Linked DNA regions of Homo sapiens: region 2 is linked to region 1. A link is an interaction called in ENCODE POLR2A ChIA-PET data of the cell type or tissue named here. Cell type or tissue: OCI-LY7. All regions are shown on one strand. Links, peaks and the distances in the headings refer to the core of each region. The heading gives the core; the rest is flanking DNA.

The links. ChIA-PET counts read pairs that join two places held together with the same protein. Peaks named below come from ENCODE experiments on the same cell type or tissue, not always from the same donor. Only the 100,000 strongest peaks of a DNase experiment are listed, where the experiment ranks them.
Region 2: POLR2A ChIA-PET joins it to region 1 with 8 read pairs; 2 of 35 experiments call an interaction of 5 or more read pairs at or near these places.

The regions. Positions count from the first base shown.
Region 1 is chr6:70,861,982-70,867,661 of GRCh38, forward strand. The region is part of intron 2 of B3GAT2 (beta-1,3-glucuronyltransferase 2); the gene reads right to left. SMAP1 (small ArfGAP 1) reads left to right here. Exons shown (of 11, transcript NM_001044305.3): 11 at 1-22. Among named protein-coding and RNA genes, the nearest start is that of B3GAT2, 92 kb to the right of the region's middle. In OCI-LY7, for the core only: no CTCF peak of the experiment used is centred there; a DNase peak (open chromatin) is centred at 2,640.
Region 2 is chr6:70,778,073-70,783,752 of GRCh38, forward strand. The region is part of intron 4 of SMAP1 (small ArfGAP 1); the gene reads left to right. Among named protein-coding and RNA genes, the nearest start is that of SMAP1, 110 kb to the left of the region's middle. In OCI-LY7, for the core only: no CTCF peak of the experiment used is centred there; no DNase peak of the experiment used is centred there.

The DNA.
Region 1 (5,680 bases), core at 197-5,196:
TGTGAAAAATAAAAAAAAAAAAGAGACTTTAAAATCCTGGTGTACTTCTCTTTTTTTCTGTATAATTTTGGTCACATCAAAACAGTTTTTAAAATACCTACTGTGTGTCAGGTCTTGGTTTACAAAGTTGAATAGGAACATTACCTGTATTACAGTCTCAAAGGAAAATCAGTCATTACAATATTTTACATTCCGTGTAAAATAAAGGCGTGCACAGGAGCATCTACGCAAAATAGGAAGTTTAGTCTGTTGATAATAAAGGGTGAATTTTATAAGCTGCTGTTTCACAGTGATCATCAACCCCCCACATTTGCCACTAGGAATAACTAAGAAATAAATGCAGCTGAAAAACATACATGCTTACCTAACTACATGTGGGGTATGAGACCACATGCCCAGCTCTCCTGCCTGCCCTGTAATATTAATTATGTATGCTTCCTTAAATCCAGCACTGCTTGGATTCATTTTGCATTTAGAAGAGGGAGCAACAGAAGTAAAGCCGATTAGCTGGAAAATGAATCATACCTAATTTTTAATCATCTGGTTTATATTTCTAATTTGGTTCAATCTAAAAAGGGTATGTGGGGCAGAAATCAGTGCAGGAGATATCAGGCCATCATCTGATAAAGTTTTTTTTTGGTATTTCATTTACCAAAAATAAGTGTAAATTTTCTTCAATGGTTTGGTCATACGAAAAATCATTACTGGCTGGGCACAGTGTCTCACATCTGTAATCTCAGCACTTTGGGAGGCCAAGGCAGAAGGATCTCTTGAGCCCAGGAGTTCAAGACCAGCCTGGGCAGCATAATGAGACCCTGTCTCTACAAAAAATACAAAAATTAGCTGGGTGTTGTGGCACGTGGTGCGTGCCTGTAGTCCCAGCTACTTAGGAGGCTGAGGTGGGAGGATTGCCTGAGCCTATGAGGTTGTGGCTGCTGTGAGCTATGACTGTGCCACTGCAACTCCAGCCTGGGCAACAGAATGAGGCCCTGTCTCAAAGAAAAAAGAATCATTCGTATTTAATCTGTAGTTTAACAAACTGTTTAAAGCTCAGCCATTGAAGCACTCTACAATTGTTTTTGCCATCTCAGCAAGTAATAATTGTTTTGAAGGTCTGAAGCCCTGGATCTCTTTTTCCTTAGTGACTAAGGTGATACTGTCAAGTCAGGCACCCTCCCAGAGTTGAAGCTCCGGGCACCAACCCACAAAACATTTCTCAGCAACTTTTGCCCTTCTCTACATTAAATGAGTTGATTTATGATTCAGTTTGCAAAGTAATACTAAATGATACCAGGTGGTAATGGAGGAGCTGTGAAAACACCACAACCACCATCCTCTCCAGATGCCAGACTGGGCCAGTCTCCTGTTCCAGACCCTGCTGCCTTTTGGAGAAAAGTTAACACTAAGCCACTTACAAACATAACGTGGTACAGCAGGTGCTGAGTGAAGCAGAACAAAGAATCATAAAGCATTAGCTGTAGGACTAGCCCCAGTATCGATACCTCCACCAACCCTAAAGGGAGGGAGGTGGCACATTTTAGCAGAGAATACTGGATTTGGAATTAGAAGCCTTTTGTTTTTGCCTAGGTCCCTGCCCCTGGGACACTGGCCAACTCATTTAACCTTTCTTGATTTTCTAACTTCCCCATTTCTTTATTTGCGAGAGAAGTGTAACACTTCAACTCAATGTTTGATGAAAAATTGAGGTATGGAAAGACTCCACTGACTGCAAAGCACTGTTCAAAAGATACTACAATATATAAATAAAAATACTATTGTCAGTGTGATCATGAGGGGCAGGTGATGCCAGCCACCATTTATGGCTGAAAGAATACTGGTTGACAGATGTAAAAGGTTTGGGAAAGTTCCAGGTAGCAAAGCCAGGACACCTACATGTGATAGCAACTCTGGTAACAAGTCCACAGCCTTCCTTAGACACAACTAGGACAACCACCAGACACCTCAACAAAAGCCAGAGGTTCAAATTGATAACGTAGTGTCCTTTCCAACAGGTCAGATCAGATTTTAGTGTTAAAAGATTTCTTGCTTTTTCCCACATGCTTATAAATAAGCTTTATCCTTTTTTTTTTTTTTTTTTTTTTAAATTCAGATGAGAGCCTACCCTTCTCAGTCATACTGAAACTCCTGATACATTCTTCACATGGCTTCAGGATACTGGTTGTATTTCCCCATTCTCTCAAAAACATGGGATCCAAATTGTGCAGAGGTGATTTCTGGAAATGATATGGAGCCACCTGGATCTGATTTCCTTCATTTTCCCCTAAGACTTTAACACATTAACCATCACGACCACTGAAGGATTCAGATTCTTTTGTTGCTTTCCTTAGCACAGGAATATCCTTCCAGCGCTTCACACAGAATGACATGGCAAAATCTACAATTTATGTAAAGTTAACAGCCAGTTGTGAAGCTATACATCATTTTGCAGCAAGGTCTCCTTTCCTGGTGTCACTAGAGAATGGTGCGCACCTGAAAGGCCAGCACCCTGGAGACATGTTAGCCTGTGGCTCTCCACAGTACCCAAGTGTTTTTCTATTCTCTAATACAAAGGGGTGGAGGAGCACAATTCAGATGCCCCACAATCAGCTAACGCAATTTCCTTTGCTCAGTGATCTCTTGAAAGGAAGCAGGTCACAGCTGGCAGGAGAGACTGCATGTTAACTAGGTCAACCCCTGGGTTACTTTTGGGGAATCTGACCCGCTGTGAAGCTGGGGGCAGAGTTAAAGAGTTCTCCCCTCTGAAATCACAGTAAAGGGAATCCTAAACCATTGATTTCCAACCTAAGATGTTTTCTTGGGTAATTCCAAGTATTTATACTTCAAGTATTATATCTTTCCTTTTTTAGTGAGATTCGTTATCTTTAAAGATGTTGGTTACTTTGGAGATGCTTACGAAAGTCATGGGAGTAGGATTTTCTGCCCTGGTCAGCTGAGTAAAAAAAAAAATGCAAATAAAAATGATTGTTCACTGAGAAGGCAGGATTTCCTGACTTCTTCAGCAGAGCTAGGTGGGGAGGATACACAGTCACCCTCTGTATCTGCAGATGCATCTGCAGATCCAACTAACCTCAGATTAAAAATATCTGAAAATAAAACAAAAAAATGACAATACAACAAGAAATAATAGGGCTTTTTTGTTTTTGGACAGAGTTTCACTCTTGTTGCCCAGGCTGGAGTGCAGTGGCACAATCTCGGCTCACTGCAACCTCTGCCTCCTGGGTTCAAGTGATTCTCCTGCCTCAGCCTCCCGAGTAGCTGGGACTACAGACGTGGGCCTGGCTAATTTTGTATTTTTAGCAGAGACGGGGTTTCACTATGTCGGCCAGGCTGGTCTTGAACTCCTGACTTCAAGTTATCTGCCCCCCTCGGCCTCCTAAAGTGCTGGGATTACAGGCGTGAGCTACAGCAGCCAGTCAAAATAATACAAGTTTTAAAGCTATATAGTATAACAACAATTTGCATGGCATTTGCATTGTATTAGGTAAGTAATCTAGAGATGATTTAAAGTATACAGGAGGATCTGCCTAGGTTATATGTAAACACTATATCAGGGACTTGAGCGTCCATGGATTTTGGTATGAGTAGCAGTCCTGAAACCAATTCCCTATGGATACTCAGGAATAACTATTCCCTCTCAGGCAGAGGGATAGGGCCTACCTCCATATATGATTACTGATTACTGAGTAGAAAATTTGTAAGACTTTAAAAGTCCAACAAGCTATTTACATTTCTGGACAAAATTGCAATAGGGACTGGTTTTTCCTCACTTGTTTTAAATAACAAAAAGGCAGACAAAATGATTGAAAAAAGTTTCCAGACATTGGAAAAGAGGCACATGAGACAGAGATCTCTGAGAAAAGAGAAATGTGACCCCTACAACTGCCCCAGCTTCCTGCCTGAAGTATGTTTTCAGGCTACACCACAGGGAGGGGAACCCGGAAAGCTCTGCAGTCCCCTTGAATTGAGGAAACAACTGAGAATTTGAGGAGGCCAAGACAACTAGGATATGCAGGGTGGAGTACTAGAGAAGGAAGAACTCTGCTGATCTGTAGACAGCTCTCCTCAACTCTTCAACTGAGTATGAAGAGCAAATGCTCACACAACTACCTCAGGCCAGGTACAGAACCACTGGCAAGGAGCAGGTGAATCAATTACTGGAGGGGACTAGTTCCCATTCTCAGTAGCCAGAGTGGAGCTACCTAGTAACAGCTGGAGCACCTGGAGGAGAACTTGGAAGGTTATCGTGCCTGTTGTAAGGTCAAATTGATTAGCCCTAAACTAGAGGCTGAGATGGTTTTGCCTAACAAACTTCAAAAGCAAGCCTGGAAAGGATCAAAATGTTTCCAAGTTAACTCAGTTGTGTCCCAGTACAAAGCTCAAGAATACATATGTATTTATAATATAGTATAACATTACATATATATGTGTTTTTATGTATGGTTGTGTGTATACATATATGTCTCTCTCATCCAGTATCTAGCAACATAAAATTCAAAATGCCTGATGCCCAAGACACCTCAGTGATGAAAAATACAATGTCTGAGATGAAAAATACATTGGATGGGATTAGCAGCAGAGGAGACACTGCAGAATAAAAGTTGAGTAAACTCGAACACATAATGATAGAAACTACCAAAATGAAACAGAAAAGGCAAGACCAACACACACACACCGTACAGAGTCACAGGAACAGAGTCAAAGGTGAATGAATGAGGGAGACAGGGAAAAAAATTTGAAGAAATGACGACTGAAAAATTTACAAACTTGAAAACTCAGGAAAGATATGTAAGACTTAAATAACATTTTCAACTACACCTAAATGACATTTATAGAACACTCCACCCAACAACAGCAGAATACAATCTTTTAAAGTACACATGGAACATTATCACGATAGTTAGACCATAGTCTGGGCCATAAATCTGTCTCAATACATTTAAAATAATTTAAATTGTACAAAATATGTTTTCTGACTACAGTGGAATTAAAATAGATATCAGTAAATACAAAGATACCTGGAAAATATCCCAAATATTTGGAAACTAAACAATATAATTCTAAGCAAAATACAAACCAAAGAAGAAATCAAAAGGGAAATGATAAAGTGGTTAACTGAATGAAAATGAAAACAAGACATATCAAAATGTGTAGGATACATCTAAAGGAGTGTTTAGATGGGAAACTAGTTTTTAGAAAACATTAAGCACTTACTGGATAAGAAAGGTCTGAATTCAATAACCTAAGCTCCTACCTTTATAAATTAGAAAAAGAAAGCAAATGAAGCCCAAAGTAAATGGAGAAAACGACTATACTAATAGATATGAGAGCAGAAACGACTAAAGTAGAAATAGAAAACAATTGAGAAGATAAGTGAAATAAAAACCTAGTCATTTAGGAAAAAAAAGTTAATAAAATTGATAAACTCTACCCATGCTTATCAGGAAAAAGAGAAGATATAAATTACCAGCCTCAGAAATGAAAGAGATAGGTTCTACAAACCTTAAAATGATAATATGGGGCTATTATAAGCAACTTTTTATGATAGTAAATTTGACAACTTAGATCAAAATAGAAAAAGTCCTTGAAAGACAAGCTACAAGGCTCACTCATGAAGAAATAGATAATGTGAAATAGCCCTGTATCAAATAAATTAAGTTTA
Region 2 (5,680 bases), core at 256-5,255, 84 kb before region 1:
TAATTTTTAATTTTTGTGGGTGTATAGTAGGTGTATATATTTATAGGAGACATGAGATGTTTTAATACAGGCATGGAATGTGTAAAAATCACATAATGTAAAATGGGATATCTACCCCCTCAAGTGTTATCCTTTGTGTTACAAACACAAAGGATATTATGTTGAATATTATGTTGAATAAGATTGGTGAAAGTGGGTATCCTTGTCTTTTTTCTGTTCTTAGAAGAGAAGTTTTCAGCTTTTCCCCATTCATTATGATGTTAGCTGTGGGTTTGTCATATATGACCTTTATTATGTTGAGGTATGTTCCTTTATGCCTAATTTGTTGAGAATGTTTATCATGAAGAGATGTTGAATTTTATGAAATTCTTTTTCTGTATCTGTTGAAAAGATGATAAAGTTTTTGTCTTTCATTCTGTTGATGTGATGTATCACATTTATTGATTTGTATATGTTAAACCATTTATGCATGCTTGGGATAAATCCCAGTTGATCATGAGCAGATTGGGCATGTGCAATGGATGTCATAGGACCCAGATGAGTTAACCCTCAAGCCCCTGGTTGGGTCATGTGGGCGGTGGTGGCTGTGGCTATGTGGGAGGGTTCTTGGGTCCCCAGGTGGAGGATGCTAACAACAGTGTCAGTCTGAGTACGTCGGTTGTCAGGCCCCTGGGCAGTCCATGCTGGTGTTGGTGGCAGCAGCTCTGAGTAGGCCTGTTCTCAGGCATCCAGGAGGACTTTCCAGATATATATGGTGGCCATGGGGTACCTCTAACCAAGCCCTTCCTTGGGTCTCTGGGCTGGGTGTGTGGGCACTGACAGTGATAGGGACAAGCCATTCCTCAGTCCTGTCCACTGCACAGGCAGTGTGTGTGGATGGTGGCCAACCGGGCCAGTCACTTCTCAGGTCCCTGGGCAGCATGTGCAGGCATTTGCATTGGTGTCCCAGGCAATGTATGTGGATACACAATGGCTCTGCTCTTGGAATGGGCAGGGTCACTGTCTGTGGTGGCAGCCCCAGGCAGGCGGTTCTCAGGTCTGGAGAGCACATGCTTCAGCTCCTTATATCCTGGAGCAGACTCCCTGATGTGCAAGACTGCCTCTTCTCCAGGGTGTAGGCTTCTGCAGGACTCAGGTGCCAGGGACTTGGCTGCACTGCCGAGTCTAGCTGGTGTTCTGATGCTGAGACCTTCCGGGAAGATGTCAAGTGATGTTGGGAGGGAGATCCCACAGATGTCAAGATGCTGGGATTATTGGGCTTCAGGGCTGGATGTAGTCTAGTGTTGGCGGTACTGTCAAAATGGCACTGTGCAGCAGCAGCTTGGTCCCAGTGGGTGGGTGAGATCCAGTATGAATTCTCTCTGAGATAGTTTAGTTGCGTGGACTCCAGGCAGCTCCTTATACTAGACTCAGGGCCTGTGAGGGCTGAAGGACTCTTCTGTAGCTAAGATTGCAGGGGCTGTGGTGGGAATGTGGACTGTTAAGGATTTTTGCTTACCTTGCCACCATGATGGGGAGTCCTTCCTGGCTTCTAGCCTATCTTGGCTAGCTGCATGGCTTCCCTCTTGATGCTGCCATTTCGAGTTTCCCTGCCTCTGAGCTTCCTTGTCACTTACTTACTGATTCCTACTGTTCTCCCCTAGTGCTCTATTCAATGTGTTGAATAGAGCATGTTGAATAGAACTGCCCTTGTGAGGGATCCAGGTTGTGTGCTCCATTTGAGAATGTTTTGCGTGATGATCTGAGGTGGAGCTGAAGCAGTGATGCTAGTGCTGGGGAGTGGCTACAAACACAGATCAACATTGGCAGAGAGGTTTGACTGCACAGAGACCATAGTAAATCAGTTGCTTGCAGACTCATATCAAAACCCTGTCATTGAGTAGTAGGTGACAATTAAGCTGCATCTGGTGGCAGGCTTTATAGTGGCAAGTGAGTTGATGTACTTCAACTGTACGGCTGCATCTGGTGGCAGGCTTTAAGTCAGAATCTGACATTTGCTTTAGCCCACATATGGCCCGCTCATTATTTGATTTACCACAGTCCTGCCCACAATCTCAGGGTTGGTGTTTATACAGAGTGTATATACCAGGGGGTGGAAATTTTAGTGGCTGTCAGAATTCTGCCTACTATGGTCATATAGAATGAGTCTACCTCCCTTGTTCTGCCTGATTTCATTGAGTGATGGGAAATTTGACAACAGTTTGCAGAAATTTGTCCTGTTGGCCAGGCATGGTGGCTCATGTCTGTCATCCCAGCACTTTAGGAGGCTGAAGCAGGAGGATCGCTTGAGTCCAGGAGTTTGAGACCAGTTTGGGTAACATGGCAAGACCCTGTCTCTACAAAAAATAATAATGAAAAATTAGCTGGATGTGGTAGAGTGTGCCTGTAGTTTCAGTTACTCAGGAGGCTGAGGTGAGAGAGTTGCTTGAGCCCAGGAGGTTGAGGCTTCAGTGAGCTGTGATCACACCGCTGTACTACTACCTGGGCAACAGACTTAAGACCCTGTTTCAAAAAAGAAAAAGAGAAATCTGTCCTGTCTGTCCTCCTTCCCTTGCTCACTTACCAGTAGTGAATCACAATGGGAAGCAAAGTATTTTAAGTGAGTTTAAGAGATACAAGAGGACTTAGGTAGATGAGGCTGAACTGCCACATAATTTGCTCTTTTCCTCCAGTAGCTTTTCTCTTTCCCCTTGCGCCATGCTGTCTCTGTGTCTCTTCAGCTAGTGAGTTGAGATTAGCGTAAAAGAGCAGGGTCTCTACTTGGTTTTCTTTGTTACTTCTTTTCATTACAGTTTGCTTCCTCTTCTGTGAAATAAGGATGTCATAGTGTCTGAATTTCATAGTATTGCTGCAAGAATTAAGATGAAGTATACTCTATTCTTATTAGGGTGCCTAGCACATAACCACTTGCAATATAAGCTATTGTGATGGCAGGAAATGACTGTAAGCAGGTAGATAAGAAAAATGAATACTCAAACTTAATTATAAGAGTTTATATCATTGGAGAAATCTTGGCTTGAGTTCTGTTTCATTAATTGCTCCACACTTTAATCAGCCCTTTAATTATAGGACACCCCAATAGAGCATGTAAAGGACTTAAAATTTTTTTAAGTTTTCCAGAATTCTACATATTTCTTATTGACTTGGCCACAGATTTTAAAGTTAAAATATTAAATATTAAGATTTAGGCTTCTTCTACACACTTGGTAGCTATGGTTACTTGGGTAAGTTTTCAATGTCTTTTAATCCTCCTATGGATGAGTTTCATTGATGTTGTGTTTTGTATGGGTTATATACTAATTTAGTAAATGTTTACGTTTTCAGCTTTTTTAATCCAAGATATGCCATGGAGTGCAAAACTGGAAATCATATATTTAAAATGATTTCTAGACTTCTGAAAAACTTGAGCTTCATGGTATACTAAAAGCTCATGAGACAGCCATTTGAGAATTGCTGTGATAAAATTTCTACTTAGAAAACACATCCAGGAATTTCTAAAATGAGATTGGAGGAATCCATTGCCAATAATTAATCTATAAGATGTTTTTCAGTGACTGTATCTTTTTCACTGCTTTGGACCACCAGATTTAATTTTCATAGCATTATTCTGTTTAAAAGGGTGGTAGTAGCAAATATTTCAAAAAATTCATCAAGAAAATTTTAAACATTATGCTTTATGGCCTTCAATTACTTCATACCTTTTCAAAGGGTGTTTGTTCACCTTATTCTTGTAGGTGGGAGTTGGGAACTTGTTTTACGTGGTCAGTTTTTCTTTTGCATGAGGTAAGTTTATACAATTGTAGTGTTCTGGGAGTTTTTTCACATATCGGTTACTTTGATGGTGGCCTAGAGAAGAACGTCTGAGCTTAAGAATAATTGAAGGAAGGACTGTTAAACTCATTTTATTTCTGAAGAAAACTCATTTTGTTTCTGAAGAATGTCTTTACTGGATTTCTACTGCGTATTATCTCATGGATAGATGGGGTGGGTGGGAGTTCGGAAGGACATTTAAGTATGACTACTGCATTCACTGACACCACCAATTTCCAGCAAAATTTTCTAAGGTCAGAGTCTTATACTCTACATGTATAAAAGTACTAGGAGCCAGTGAAATGGAATTAATATCTGTTACAAAATAAATTCTAAATTTGAAAGTAAATATGGATAACTTCTATGGGATTTCAGTAAAGTATGTTAGCAAGCCAATGAACTTTCAAAGAACAATTACTGAGATTGAGCCTCCTTTTGGTTCTCCTTCTGAGATGCTTCCTTCCTCCTCTTTTCCTGTAACAGTTGAAAATATTTATTGAGACCTGTTGAATGTCAGGTGCTAAAGATGGTGAACCGAATAGAAATAATATCTGCCACAGATAACTTTAGTTGAACAAAGAATACTGATAAGTAACTAGATTTTTATAAGACAACATGTGATAAAACTTACATATGAGGCCTAGCTTCCCAGCCTACATTTTTCTCCCATGCTGGATGCTTCCTGCCCTGAAACATCGGACTCCAAGTTCTTTAGTTTTGGAACTTGAATTGGCTCTCCTTGCTCTTCAGCTTGCAGACAGCCTATTTTGGGACCTTGTGATCATGAAGACAGATGCCTTCTTGGTCCTCCCCTGGAATTTCTAGCCCTACTATGGATGTTTCTGTTTGCTCTGTTTCTCTGAGTGAGGGCTTTATTGTTCTTTGGATTTGAAGAGAGGCCAACAACCTCCACTGACCCAGATGGCCAGTATGGAAATATACATATGTGGAGCCAAGATGGCTGAATAGGAACAGCTCCGGTCTACAGCTCCCAGCCTGAGTGACGGAGAAGACGGGTGATTTCTGCATTTCCATCTGAGCTTTGAAGAGAGTAGTCGTTCTCCCAGCACGCAGCTGGAGATCTGAGAACAGGCAGACTGCCTCCTCAAGTGGGTCCCTGACCCTCGAGCAGCCTAACTGGGAGGCATCCCCTAGTAGGGGCAGACTGACACCTCACACGACTGGGTACTCCTCTGAGACAAAACTTCCAGAGGAACGATCAGGCAGCAGCATTTGCGGTTCATGAAAATCCGCTGTTCTACAGCCACCGCTTTCCTGTAGCCACCGCTGCTAATACCCAGGCAAACAGGGTCTGGAGTGGACCTCTAGCAAACTCCAACAGACCTGCAGCTGAGGGTCCTGTCTGTTAGAAGGAAAACTAACAAACAGAAAGGACATCCACACCAGAAACCCATCTGTACGTCACCATCATCAAAGACCAAAAGTAGATGAAACCACAAAGATGGGGAAAAAACAGAGCAGAAAAACTGGAAACTCTAAAAAGCAGAGCACCTCTCATCCTCCAAAGGAACGCAGTTCCTCACCAGCAACGGAACAATGCTGGACAGAGAATGACTCTGACGAGTTGAGAGAAGAAGGCTTCAGACGAACAAACTACTCCGAGCTACGGGAGGAAACTCAAACAAATGGCAAAGAAGTTAAAAACTTTGAAAAAAAATTAGATGAATGTATAACTAGAATAACCAATGCAGAGAAGTGCTTAAAGGAGCTGATGGAGCTGAAAGCCAAGGCTCAAGAACTACATGAAGAATGCAGAAGCCTCAGGAGCCGATGCGATCAACTGGAAGAAAGGGTATCAGTGATGGAAGACGAAATGAATGAAATGAAGCGAGAAAGGAAGTTTAGAGAA